Linked DNA regions of Homo sapiens: region 1 is linked to region 2. The links are chromatin contacts, found by Hi-C or POLR2A ChIA-PET in ENCODE. All regions are on one chromosome and are shown on one strand. Each heading gives the region's core, a stretch centred on a gene start or an enhancer-like site at or near the end of the contact. The rest is flanking DNA. Distances are from core to core; before and after follow the strand shown. Region 1 overlaps CCDC12 (coiled-coil domain containing 12). Region 2 has its middle 17 kb from the start of MYL3.

Region 1 (6,567 bases), core at 1-2,500, 81 kb after region 2:
CAGAGGCCCTGTCTACTCTGTTGGAGTACGGTTCTCTTCCAGAGCTGGGCCAAGGACGCCTAGGGAGCATTCACAGGGTGTCTCTCCTGGATCATCCCATTTGACAGATAAGGGGACTGGAGGTCAGAGAGACTGTACCCTTTTCATAGGATCACACAGCAGTGGCTGCACATCTTAGCTCAAGGCAATGTATAACTCCCAGCCAGGGCTAAAGCTCCTAGGCTGAGTGATTCCCAAAAGAGAAGGCCAGTGGTCACCCACAAATTCCCCAAGTCTGGCCCCTCTTCAGAGCCTTCCTGCCCTGGGGCTCATGCCATGGAATACGCCTCAACTACTTAGAGAAAAGCATCTGGGTGTGCTGGGCCAGGGGCATGTGGCAGTGAGGAGTGACATGTGGACAGAGAAGCAGGTGCTGGAGGGCTCCAGAGGGGCGTGGCTGCCTACAGCTGTGGGAATGTGGAGGGGAGACACTCCAGGAGGAGGTGGCGCCTGGGCCTGCAATGACGCGGACAGGGTCAAGGCACAAAGCACACGAGAGGCTGACTCAGCTCCAAGACTGTTGAGAGTGGCCAGTGAGGGCTGTGAAAATAGGCATGACCATGTGCAAGGCTGGGAAGGCCACAGTCCACCAGGACAGCAGTGAGAACTGAACAGCCCCAAAGGCCTCCATGAAGAGAGAGGAGCCACAAGGGGCCAGAATCTCCCGGCAGGAGCTGCGGCTAGCTACTATGTTTTTATGTTCTTCCTGCCTCAGTCTTTTCAGGCAGGGGTGGCTGAACCAAGAACTCACTGGGGTCCTCTCTGGCTCAGGGGCTCATCAAATCCTAGCCCCACACACACAGAAGCAGGCTCCCAGGAAAATGTGTCCCTGGTAACTCCACAGGGCGGCAGGGCGAGAGGTCCTGGGGGCTGCAGGGTCTAAGAAAGGCAAGGCAGAGGCAGTGGGACAGACCCCTAGCCCCAGGGGATGCAGGAGTGGCCCCTCAGATGCTGGCCAGGTGAGACTAGGCCGCAGGTCCTCCTCCTTCCCCAGTACCTCTTTCGGTTCTTGACCAGTGGTCCCTCAGAAAAGTCCTGGGCCTCTAAGGCAGGAAACAATTTCCCAACAGGCCTCCCACAGTCTGCCATCTCCCAAGCCCTCTGTCTGGACCAGGTAAAAGTGCTGCTGACTTCCTCAGGCCCTGCAAAAGCAAGCTTTCCCAGAGGCAGGGGTGTCTGTGGCTACACAGCTAGCAAGCGGCAGTGCTTTGGACTCAGGGGCTTTCAGATGCTATTCACTCTCCTATTTAAGGGCTCCACCTGCTTCCTGCCCCCAGCTTACTTACCATCTCCTTCCTTCCTGCCAGGGCCCCTGAGCCTGGAGCCTTGGGGCTGGGCTGAACCACTGCGGGCGATGGGGCAGTACCAGCATAGCCTGTGTGGAGGAAGCCCACCTGCACTCCCAGAAGGCCCAGAGATACCCCACCCCGTCCCCCATCCTTGAACACCTGCCTCGGGCCTGGAGGTACATGTCAGGTCACAGAGGTACAGGGAGACAAAGTGGGGCATGACTGGGTGCAAAGGCTTTCGTTCACAACAGGGTGGGGAGAAATGAGGAAGAGAAACTGGGTGTGGGAAGAAAACTGCAGGGATTAGTAAGAAAAAAAACTGTCGCTTTCAGAAACGGTCTCCAGGGTTCTGTGAGAAATCAGAAGGAGAGAGGAGAGGCCACAGGGAACTGTACCCAGAACTCACAGCAGCAACACGCACCCATGCCTCCAGACCCACCCACTGCCCGAGGCTTCAGAAGGCCAACTGGAGGAGTGAACCAGAAGCAAGAGGCGGGAGCAGAGCCTTGCGCCCACTGTGCCCTGCCACCCCCAGAGCGGAGCACTGGCCAAGCAGCCAAGAACATCTAGATCCCGACCACCATGGGAAGGTCTCATTCTGGGCCTCAGTTTCCACATTTAGAAACATTACGGCTGTGCTGGGTGCATCCAGCTCTATCAAGCTGGGTCCACGCCCTCCCCAGACTCACTCTTGGAGGGTTAATCTGATGTGCAGCCACTGTTGTGTGATCGCGTGAAAATGGTGCAGTCTCTGACCTCCAGTCCCCTTAGCGTGGAGAGCTAAGAGACTTCCCCTCCCTAATGCCCACTTAACTGCCCACCCCCGGAATTCCACCACTACCAAAGGACAGGAGTCTCTGGGAGAGGTCAAGGAGCATGGGGGGGTTCAGCTTGGGGACCTGGCCTTTCCAACACAGGCCCAAGATTTAACCTCCCTTATAAAAGCAGGTGGATCACTTTAGGTCAGGAGTTTGAGCCCAGCCTGGCCAACAGGGCGAAACCCGGTCTCTACTAAAAATACAAAAATTAGGTGGGTATGGTGCCACATGCCTGTAATCTCAGCTATTCAGGAGGCTGAAGCAGGAGAATCGCTTGAACTGAGGAGGCAGAGGTTGCAGTGAGCTGAGATCGCACCACTGCACTCCAGCCTAGGCTGCAGACTGTCTCAAAAAAAAAAAATGTATATATATGTATTTTAAATGGCTTTAGAGAAGTACCAAGACAGCAAGGATTTCAGGGGCTGCAATCATGGAGATAAGGGAAGTACAACAAAGTGAGCCTGACATCACGTCCCTCTTTCCCCTTAAAGCATGTCTATTTACATGCAGCAGCTGAAAAGCTGAGAGACTGAGCAGAGCTTCCCATTAGGTTGATGCAAAAATAACTGTGGTTTTTGCCATTGAACATAGTGGCAGAAACCACAATTACTTTTGCACCAACCTCATATAATCTCATGGGCCTGGAGAGAAAAAAAAAAGTGTGTTTAAGCAGAAACTAAAACAGACTACTGACTTCTCAACTGCAACTATGGAAACCATAAGACCATGAAATGGTATCTCAGAAGTGTGGACAAAATAAATGTCACACAAAATTCTAAATCTAGTTAAGAAGCCTTCAAGAGAAAGACTTTTTCAGACAAAGAAAGGTTAGGAGAATCAGTTATCAGTGAATCCGTTATTCAAGAAATACTAAAAGGAATACTTTAGGCTAGAGGAAAATGATCTCAGACGGAAACATGGAATTGCAGGGAAAAAATAAAATGCCTCAGAAAGGGTAAATACAATGGCTTGTGTCTGTAATCCCAGCTACTTCGGAGGCTAAGGCAAGAGGATTGCTTGAGCCAGGCGTTCAAGGCTGCAGAGAGCTATGATCACACTCTGCACTCCAGCCTAGGTGACAAAGCAAGACCCTGTCTCAAAAAAAAAGCAGGGGGAAAAGAGAATTTAAATGAATATTGACTGTATAAAAGAGTAATAACAACTTATAGTATTTAAAATATAGCAACAATAGTGTAAAAGGCAGAGTGGCAAATAGCCTTAAAGTGTTCTAAGGTCCTAAGCACTGTAGAGGAAATGGTAAAAATACTACTATTTTCTATTAGACTTTGATAAGTTAAGGATGTATGTTGTTATGCCTGTGGAAATCACTAAAAGAAAGGGAAAACAGCATACAATTAACAAGTTAACAGAGGAAGAAAGTGGAATAATTAAAAACAAAAAAATCCAAAAGGAGACAAGAATGGAGATAAAAAAGGAAAGTCAAGAAACAAATAGTAGGACAACAGGTTCACACACAAAGCAGGTCCAGGCTGCTATCCTAGGAGCTCCCATAGCCTTACAGTGTCCGGGGCCACCACAGCTCTTGGAGACTGGGCAGGGTGTGACGAGATGGTGCCAGCCAGAGCAGTAGGGCAGGCCAACACCTAACACCTTGTCAGCTGGCCAGGAAATACTGAAGCAGCCTGCACTCACCAGCAGTCACTGGCATCTGGAAGCCACCTTTCTGAGGACAACTGGAGCCAAACAATGGTTCTGCCACCCCCATTTTAGAATGAGGAAGTTGCTAAGGGGAGAAGGTACTAGCTCTAGCTAAAAGAAAAGAAATAAAAACAACAAAAATGTTGACAGTGGTTATCTCTAGGACTGACTTTTTTTCAAGAGATGGGGGTCTTGGCTGGGCATGGTGGCTCACACCTGTAATTCCAACACTTTGGGAGGCCGAGGCGGGTGGATCACCTGAGGTCAGGAGTTCAAGAACAGTCTGGCCAACCAACATGGTGAAACCCCATCTCTACTAAAAAAACAAAAATTAGCCAGATGTGGTGGCGGGTGCCTGTAATCCCAGCTACTCAGGAGGCTGAGGCAGGAGAATCACTTGAACCTGGGAGGCAGAGGTTGCAGTGAGCCGAGATGGTGCCACTGCACTCCAGCCTGGGCGAGAACAGCAAGACCCCATCTCAAAAAAAAAAAAAAAAAAAAAAAAAAGAGATGGGGGTCTCCCTATGTTGCTCAGGCTGGACTTGATCTCCTGGGCTTAAGCAATCCTCCTGTCTCAGCCTCCTGAATAGCTGGGACTACAGGCATGAGCCACCATGTCCAGCTCTGAGTGATTTTTACTTGCTTCTCTGATTTTCTGTAGTTTCCGGAATTTCTAATCAGTATTCTTCCTACACAGAAACAACCAACGAAGTACTCAAAAACATAAAGAGGAAACAGGCAGAGGGGCCATAAGGCAGCAGAAGACTGTGGCAGGGTTCTGAGTCAGGCAGCACCAGCACCTCAGCTCTGCTGGTGGCCAGTCTCTGTGGCTTAGGGCCAGGCTGTCCCCTAGCCAAAGGGAAGCAGAGACCAAGCCATGCTTTTTTGGGGCTTTCTGCCCCCAGAGTCTATGGGAAGGAGGGCAGCCCAGAAAGCCCAATGGCTTCTAAGACACTATCCTTTGCACCAAATGCCCTAGGCCACCCAAAGTCCACCCTATACCGGCAGCCAGTGTCTGGGTGGAGCTTTGCTGTCTCTCCACAGGAGCAGACACATCAGCCACCTCAGTGCCTCCACTGGCCCTCCCTCTGACTCAGGGACCCCAGTGTCCCCAAAACAAGTCTAAGCTTCTTCACGTGGTCCTGGCCCCACAGCCTGCTCACCCCCTCAGCTACACACTTCCCCGTCCATCACGCTTAAAGAGCCAGCTCCAGGAGGTGGCCCTGTGGGCCCCTCCCAGTGTCCCTACTCACCCTGAGGCACAGTAACCGCCCTTCTCCTGGGCCCCCTTTGCCCCACTTGCCTCTCTACCCTCTCCACAGCAGGCCCCACTCCATGCACGTGGCCCTGTGTCGGCTGCATGTCTGTCTTTCACAGCCTGCCCTAAATGCACCAGGCAGCTCCAGGAGGGGCTCAGCATACATTGCCTCAAGCTGGATAAAGGAATTCAGAAGGCACTCAAGAAAGAGCTTTATGGGTAGCCTGGGGCTCTCTGAGCCTTTCAATGACTTGAGAAGACATTTGGAAGCAAAGAAGTTGTGCCCAGCAGAGAGGGCAGGAATGTGGCTGGGCCGGGGCAGCCAACCCCTAAGCAACTTCTTTGTGGCAAAGCAACAGGGAATGCCAAGTTTGCATTCCATAGAGTTTCCTTCTAAAATGGGTAGCTGACCTTTTCTATTTACTTTACTCTGCTTCAGGCCAGCTGCAGGAGCCCGGGACATGGGCTGGCCAGGGAGGTTCAGGGGAAATCACCCCTAGGGTGCTTTTTCACATGTGCCAATGAGAGGAAGCAGGTGGAGAAAGTTGATGTTCTCTGTCAAGTATAGAACCAGAGTAGAGTTCTAGAATGGCGAAATGAAAGGAAGCTTTGAGATTATGAATCTGATCCAACCCCATCACTGGCAAACTGGCCTCAAAGCCTACACTGCTCATGGGGGTTTCATGGCCCCTGGTCCACTTCACTCACTCATGCTACCAGGCTTATCCTTTGGGGCGCTAGCCTCCCTTCTCATCCCTTATATCTTGAGGCTACTCCACATTCACCTGCTGCCCTGGGCCCCTGGAGGGAGGCAGAGAGGATAAGGACAGGACAGTCCCACATGGCCTGTTCCCTGAGAACAAGGTCCTCCACCTGGCCACCCTGGTCCCTCCTGGCCATACAGGCCCCATCAAGGGCCAGAGAGAGAACTGCTGTGAGGCACTCCTCCTAGTAACAGACCACAGGGAAGGCCACGCCCAGGATGCGCCTGCAGGCCTTGCAGAGGCCACCACTGACCAGAGAGACTGGCAACTTTGATCAAAGAACACTTTCATTTTTAATATTCAGAGTACAGAGACACTGGAGCTCTGCCAGGAAAACACACTCATGACACTCAGACATGCCCCTAATAATCCTCTGTTTGCTTTAGGCTCTGCACATAGAGACCTACCCCTTGTCCCCAATATAAATAACAAGGCTTCAGTTGCTGCTGCCAGAGGCCAGACTCGACAGAAGCATGAAAATGAGGGGAGAGGCAACTACCCCAAATGAGGTACACAACTGCTCTAGAGGCTGATCTGGTCTTTCTTTCAAGGGCCATTAAAATGTTCAAACTCCCTGACCCGGTAACCCTGCTCTGGGGAAATTATTCCATAGAAATAGTAACAAGACAGGAGCAAGCAAAACAAAGCATTCTATATACGCACGATCCTGGCAGCATAATTCATAATAGCTACAACACCTCTGGGATCTCTTCTGGCAGAGTGCCCTAGAGTGGCCTAAA
Region 2 (7,519 bases), core at 1,703-4,202:
AAATTTGTAAATAAACCTCTTCTCCAAAGAATATAAATAATGGCCAGTAAGCACATGAAAAGATGCTCAACATTGAGACACTCAATCATTAGGGTAATGCAAATTAAAACTAAAGTGAGATAACACTTCATACCCACCAAGATGGTTAATTAAAAAGAAACGAGCAGAACAGAAAATAACATGTATTGGAGAGGACATGAAGAAATTGGAATGTCGTGCCTTGCTGGTAGGAATGTCAAATGGTGCAGTGACTGTGGAAAACAGTATGACAATTCCTCAAAAAGTTAAACATAGAATTACCATATCATCCAGTAATTCTGCTTCTAGGTATATACCCAAAAGAAGTGAAAGCAGGGATTCAAACAGATACGTGTTCGTGTACCCAAAATCTGTGAATATGTTACTTTACGTTGTAAAAGGAAATTTATAGATGTGATTCAGGTTCAGGACCTTGAAATGGGGATATTATCCTGGATTATCTGGAAAAGCCCAGTCTAATCACATGAGTACCCAAAAGTGGAGAATGTTTCACAGGGAGATAGGACTACCAAAGGGTCAGAGAGATGTAACATTGCGGCTTTGAAGATGGAAGAAGGGGACCAGAAGCTAAGGAATGCTGGTGACCTCTAGAATCTATAAAAATCAAGGAAACAAATCCTCCTCTTGGCATCCAGGAGGAACTGGCCCTACCTGGCTAATTTTATTTATTTATTTATTTATTTATTTATTTATTTATTTATTTATTTAATTTTTGTAGAGGTGGGGTTTTGCTATGTTGCCCAGGCTGATCTCGAACTCCTAGGCTCAAGCAATCTTCCTGCCTCAGCCTCCCAAAGTATTGAGATTACAGGCATAAGCCACCAGACCCAGCTGCAAATGTTCTGTAACAACCATTCTCAGCTCATGGGCTAACAAGAGGCGGCCAGATGTGGTCTATACTCAAATATTGCCTCCTCAATGAGGCCTTCCTAGGACACCCTCAAAAACTGTGTCCCCCATCCTTCCAAATCCTCCTTATCCTCCTTTAATTTTTCCCATAGTACTTCGCACAGTCTAACATACTATGTATTTTTCTCACACATATTACGTTTTCTGGGGCAAAGATTTTTACGACTACTTTCAATGGTGAAAATCGCAATTACTTTTGCACCAACCTAATACATTGGGTATCTTCCTCTTTCATAAATTCTTCCTCTTGTAAACTTTATGTGGGCAGATTTTTTTGTCTGTCTTGCTTATTGCTGTATTCCCAGCACCTGAAACATGTCTGGCACTCGATAAACATCTGTTAAATGAATGAATGAATCAGTGAGTGAATTAATAAATAAATAGATCCTATATAGCCTAGCAGTTAGGAAAAATAAAGAAATAAATAAATAGAAATGAAGTGGAGATAGAACACATTGATACCTGTAAGTGCTTAGTGCACTGCCTAGCACACACTAAGTGCTCAATAAATATTAGTCACCCTTATTCCTTATTGTAGTTATAGTTGTTACCTTCACGAGGAGCCTCAAGCATCTGAAAGGTGCAGGCACCAGAGCAAGCAAAATCTCCCAGCCACTATCTGTATCCAGCCGCCTGCCTCCCTGTCTACTGCATCTCCTCTCCTGGTTTCCCTGCTCCTTCTGGGGCTGCTGGTCTCCCTCTCTGCTACTGGAGCCTGTGTCCCCCTCTGGTTCCCTCAATCTTTGTCCCTCAATTACAGATGGGACTTCTGGACTCTCCACAGTGCCTCAGGCAGAGTCCCCCTAAGATATCCTGAACCCGACTGCCTGCTTCTACTCTCCTCCATTCTGTTCCCCCCATTCCACCCCTTCACTTGTTCCAGCGTCCAGGCTGTTGCCTTAGGATTCTGCTCCCACCCTGAGACCCCCCACCCCACCAACGCCGCCACATTCCACCTAAGCGCCCATCCTCTAGAAAGCCTTTGCTGACACCCTCCCCAACCTTTTGGTGCCCACAGCCTCCCCCCGACCCCCCACCGTGCTGATCCCTTACGAAGCACTCTCATTCTGCTGGAACCTCTGTGCTGTCCCTGTCTCCCCCAAGGCTGACAATTTCCCAAGCTCCCCCTCCTCCCACAATGCCCCACCCAGGAAGCCCAGGGCCTGATCTCTGGCGCCTCAGCTCCTGAGACCCCCCTCCCCCTGCCGTCTAGAAACGTTCCTGGAATCCACCGACCCTCCCCACAGTGTTCCCTCTCTAATCCCCACAACAGTCTCAACCCTACAGTGGAGGAAATGAGTGGCGAGAGGTTAAGCAATTTGCCAAGATCACACGAGGCAGGAGTAAAGCGGGGCTTGAACCCAGGGCCCTGGGCAGGGCTGGGGTGCGGGGGCTGGCAGGGTATCGACCCAGGGTACACAACACAGCAGTCAAACAGATAGACAGAGTTTTGGATGAGCCAACGGCTGAGATGGGACGAGAAGCCAGCGCCTCCTCCCTGCGCGTCTGTCTGCAGGCCAGGGGCTCACACGGGAGCCGGCTCCTGCCCCCTGGCCCAGGGCCAGCCGTCATCCCCATGAGGTCAGCCACAGCTGGCGATTTCGGGGAAATACCAGCTCCTTATTAAAAACAGGCGGTGGTCAGGCCCCCGCTGCTTTCCCAGTAGAAACTGGAGTGTTTGTTCCAAAAGGAACAAGAGTGGGCAGGGCCTGGCCAGGGCCCTGAGGCGGGAGGCTTGAGCTGCAGTACCTGGTCAGGGTGTCCCGGGAGCTGCGGGGAGAGGAAGTGGAGGGGACAGCCCCAGTCCGGCAGTCGCGGGTGGGGGCTAGCAAAGGCAGCCTGTGTGAGGGGCGGGCACCGGCCCGGGAGGGGATGGTCCCACAACACCTCGAGGCTGCGCCGACCAGGGAGGGGTTGTGGACTGTGACCTCCACAGCTGCACCCCCCACCCCGGCCCGGGGACAAATCTCAGGCAGTGGGCAAGGCCTGAGAAAAAGCAGGCTCATGGCGATAAGTCCCTCCTCTTCCGGGGTAGGCAGCCGCCACCCGCGCCCCTGTGCCCAGAGCCTGCAGCCCCCGCCTCCAGGAGATCTGCGGAGGCCTCCCCTGCAGGGGGCGCGAGTGGGCCATGCCTCCCCCGGCCCCGGCCCAGGCCCCGGCCCACCCCGCCACTCTCCGCGCCAGCACAGGCCGCCCTGCATCTGGAGCGAGTTAGGGTTGGCGGCCTGGCGGGCGGCGGCGTGAGCTCATCCCGGCCCGCCCCGCTGCGGTTTCCACGCGGCTGTGAAGGGAACAGAACACAGAAACGCCGCGCCGAGGGCCGGGCCGGAGGAGCACAGAGGAGCGGCCGCTCCTCCCGGGATGTGGGTGGGAGTGGGAGAGGCGGGAGTGTGTATCACTGGCGCGTCGCCGAGGGAGGCTGAGCCCTGGGAGCCGGCCACCAGCATGCGTCGCTGGTGTCACCGTGTGTGGTGGCTTGCGAGGGTGTGTGTGTCCCGAAGGGAAAACACTGTGCGTGTGATAAGTTGCACACCTCCCAACACACACTCCTCGTTTTACAAAAATCAGCAGCTGAGGGCAGAGGACAAGGAGGGCTGGCCAGTGCACAAACTGGGGCTTGGCTCCCACCCGGGGCCTGTGTCCCTGAGTGGATGCAGAAGCTCTGGACCAACCAGCCCAGGTGTCTGGCAGGGCCCAGGGCCCACCTCCCCAGACACACACATACTTTTCCTGGTCACTGCCCCCCTCACACTCCCCCCAAGGAGCCCAGGCATCTTCTCCTTCAGGAAGGAGAAAGGAACCCCTCACACCAGGGTATTGGCTAACAGAGACACTCACAGCCCACACGGAAACAGGAACACATACCTGGACACAGGCTCACACCTGGAAGCACACCCAAGGAAAGCACTCCTGCTCTTGGAATCCTAGTTGGGAGAGCCCACCAGCAGGCTGTGAGGCAGTGGCAAGGCTTGAAAAGGCTTCTTGGTGAGATGCCCCTTCCCTCTGCCAGGGGCTGGGAACAGGAAGGCTGGAGGTCACTGAACCTTGAACCTTAGCGGCCCCAGCACCTTGTGATGGGCCCTGAGGGTACCGCCCTGTGTGAAGGGCCTCAGAACCCCAGCACTCCCAAGGACCGGAGCCAAGGTGGGGATATGGGCACTGTAGTGATATTGATCACCAGACACCGGGGGGGGAGCTGGGCTGGAGTGGGTGCTTCGGAGCATCCAAGGTTCCCTCCACCCATCAGGCCAGTCCTCACCTTGGGCACTCGCCTCAGGGACCTACTATCCCAGCTTCGGGTAGATGTCACCCAGCTGCACTGGGAACTATGGGAGGTAGCCCAGGCCATGCAGCACCTGCCAGCCTTCCCGCCTGGGCTCACAGGGCTGTCATGCTCCCATCCTCCTCCCTTCACCCTACAGCTGGGCCATGGCTCTGAGACAGTGACCTTGCCTGCAGGATGGCACACATGAGTCTTTCACCCCTCCTTACCAGCTATTTCCCCTGGGCCCAAAGCACAGGATTGCAGAGGGCTGGTGGGGCTGAACTTGCCAGGAGCTTGGGTCCTCCATGTCCCCACCTGTGAGATAGAGAGGACACCCTATCCTGACCACTCCACCACAGGGTGCCTAAACTGTAAAGTGCATCTGCAGTACCCACGGGGGTCTTCAGCTCCCAAAACACTGGGGCAAGCTGGGTGAGGGATGTTATTTAACTGGAATGGCTATGGTTTGCAGAACCAGAGCTTCCAAATTACTTAGCAAAGCATGTTTGCTTTTTAATTAACATGTGCTTGAAAAACAATGGTTTTCATTAAAGTGGGTGGGGGAGAGAAGGGACTGTAGGGGAGAATATTTCAAGGAGCTCCAAGTTCCAGGCCAGACTTCTTAAAAATAAAGTGGGAGTCTTGCCCCAACCCGGCAGAGGCTGGGAGGCAAGAATCCCTGCTGGAGAGCCCAAGGAACAGCCCTACTACCTGCCTCCACCACTCTCCGGCTCCCTGGCTGAGAATTTGCCCTTTCGCTGATGGCTCAGTTACTTACCTACTATTCCCTGGGCCACTCTGGGAAGGGGAGGTCTTTTTTTTTTTTTTGGAGATGGAGTCTCACTCACCCTGTCACCTAGGCTGGAGTGCAGTGTCTTGATCTCAGCTCACCGCAACATCCGCCTCTGGGGTTCAAGCAATTCTCCTGCCTCAGCCTCCTGCATAGCTGGGATTACAGGCACGCACCACCACGTCCAGCTAATTTTTCTATTTTTAGTAGAGACAGGGTTTTGCATTGTTGGCCAGGCTGGTCTTGAACTCCTGACCTCAAGTGATCTGCCTGCCTCGGCCTCCCAAAGTGCTGAGATTACAGGCATGAGCCACCGCGCCTGGCCGGTGTGGTCTTTTATAAAGCAGTCTTGGCGTTCAATGAATGAGGTCCACCAGGCAGATAAGCAAAAGGAAACAGCATGAGTAACAACCTGAAAGCATGGGCCTGGAAGCCACTGATGTCCAAGCCCCAGGGAGATTGGGGCAGGGAGGCTGAGCTGGTGCCAAGGACAGAAGGGTGGGAAGGGAGGATGACCTCACATGGAGCAGAGGGGATATGTGAGGAACTGGCCAGAGGAAGTGGAGGGCTGGGAGACTGGAAGCAGGACGCATTCCAAAGCCTCAGGGCTTGCTCCCCAGAGGCTGATGGGCAGGACTGCAGGTTCAGTCAGTCCAACAGGGGGCAGCGTTGACTCCATCATCCAGCATGGAGAAGGCATGCCATCGGTGTTCAATAAATGCATGTAGAAGGGTGAGAATGAAGAGATGATCCCTCCGAGTCAACCACACCTTCTCCTATTTCTGGCCTTTTGGGGACAGGGTTAGCACCAGCGTGCAGCCTGAGGTCAGATGTCAACATAGGGTTGGGACACATTTCACCCATTCACCCATACAGACCAAGGGAAGGTGGAGGGGAAGCTTCTGGGGAGTGAGGGCATCCCCAGGGGTCGGGTCAGATGCCCAGAACCCCCAGCTCCCGGCAGCCTGCCCAGGACCCTGTTTCTCATTTGGGGCCTTCTTGCTTCCCCCAACCCACACCCCCACATGAAACGTGCCTGCCTATACTTAATTCATTATGCTCGGCTGGGTGGGAGGCCTGGCGAGCAGGGTTTTTTTTTTCCCCTGAGCTCAGACATTCCTCACTTTATTATTCTCCACATTTCAAAGCAGCTGTCGCCTCCCCCAACCGCCCCCAGCCCGAAGCTCAGAGTCCAGAAGGGGCCTCTCTAGGGCTCAGAACACCAGAGTCTCCAACACCTCCAGCCCGGCACAGGAGGAGAATTAAGGCCAGAGATGGATAGGGTAGCACCCCAGGGAGACCTGCAGGGCTCTTCCCCAACAGTCTGCACCTGAACTTATCCTCCCCTAAGTGCCGCAGTCACCCTCCCATAACACTGTCTTCTTGCCTCTCTGCACCCACTCTGTTCCACCCTCCACACAGGTGACCACAGTGGTCCCTTCATAACACAAACACAACCCCTGCCTCCCCCACTGGAGCAGGTGCTAGAAGAATTATCAAAGTCCCTGCCCTGCTCAGGCCCCTGGCAAACTGAGCCCTCACTGAGTCAGTGGCCTTACAGAGGGCAAGGCCCATCCCTAGAAAATAGCAGGGCCAGGGTCAGCCTAGTGAACCACCAAGGGGCCAGCCAGGGGAGAAACAGTTCTGGAGACTCAATTTCAGAGAAACGGGGAGGCCCTAGACAGATTTCTCCCCTACATCTGAGAGCTGCCCATGCAGAGCTTCCTTAGCAAGGGCTAAGATCCCTGTTGCATTTAAGCAAGCAGCAGCTTAGTCAGACTTGCCCTGGAAAAGAGGTTGGAGGAGGGACTTTGGCCCCAGGAGAAAATGGGGGAGGGGTCCAAGTGGGGCAGGCAACCCGGGGGCCTGGAAACTGAGTCTGGATGTCCCTGTCCCTGTCAGCACTCAGGCTGTCTTGCCCACACTCACCCTATCACTGGGCATGCCCACTCAGGCCTGGGGCTTGATGGTAGCATTCTCGAGTGCCCAGGAGGGTAAAGGTGACTCTGTAATGTGGCCCTGGAGGGTTCTTGGAGTCCACTGCAAGCCTGGGAGCCGAGAGCCCTCCCATACGTCCAGCTCTACTCTGTGAAACACCCCAAGGACTCCATCACTATGAGAAAGGCCCCCTCTTGAAGACGGACTGCACAGAGCCTGAGTCAGCCCTCAGAGCAGGCCCCTTTCCAGCAATAGAGCTGTCCCAGCCTAGAGCTTGGGATCCGGCCATGTCACCCTCCCAGAGCTCCCAGCCCAGGGCCCCCCACTGAGCCTGGGCCATACAGAGGGAAACCTTGCTTCCCCTCTCATCCCTCAGCCTCAAGATCCATCCACCTTTCCCGGGGCTAGAAGCCATTGAACATTTGCCTTCCTGCCACAGCAGCCACCATCCCACACCTTGTGCTGCAGCTATGGATGAGAGGTCACTGCCATGAGCTTCCCCACCTCCAGCTGCAGGCCCCAGAGGTGAAAACAGGTATGGACATCCAGAGGTTTGGGGACACTCAGAATCTCAGGAT

What was found. A loop is a pair of places that touch in the nucleus more often than their neighbours do. ChIA-PET counts read pairs that join two places held with the same protein, here RNA polymerase II (POLR2A). Pooled maps may share reads with other maps.
Region 1: a loop to region 2 is called in a pooled map, with 2.7 times the contacts of the local background. The contact joins two enhancer-like sites. A Hi-C loop is called at or near these places in 2 of 50 pooled maps. POLR2A ChIA-PET finds 5 or more read pairs at or near these places in 5 of 52 experiments (A673, activated B cell, activated CD4-positive, alpha-beta T cell and 2 more).

The regions. Positions count from the first base shown.
Region 1 is chr3:46,925,746-46,932,312 of GRCh38, forward strand. The region is part of intron 2 of CCDC12 (coiled-coil domain containing 12); the gene reads right to left. Among named protein-coding and RNA genes, the nearest start is that of CCDC12, 48 kb to the right of the region's middle. RefSeq lists enhancers at 1,481-1,860, 4,860-5,375, 4,882-4,931, 5,376-5,891, 6,082-6,191. Within about 2 kb of position 1,251, at least 22 of the 41 ENCODE cell types and tissues checked have a DNase peak (open chromatin) inside an H3K27ac peak, as active enhancers do.
Region 2 is chr3:46,842,984-46,850,502 of GRCh38, forward strand. No RefSeq gene overlaps it. Among named protein-coding and RNA genes, the nearest start is that of MYL3, 17 kb to the right of the region's middle. RefSeq lists silencers at 2,754-2,853, 2,904-3,183 and enhancers at 3,276-4,009, 5,710-6,537. Within about 2 kb of position 2,953, at least 32 of the 41 ENCODE cell types and tissues checked have a DNase peak (open chromatin) inside an H3K27ac peak, as active enhancers do.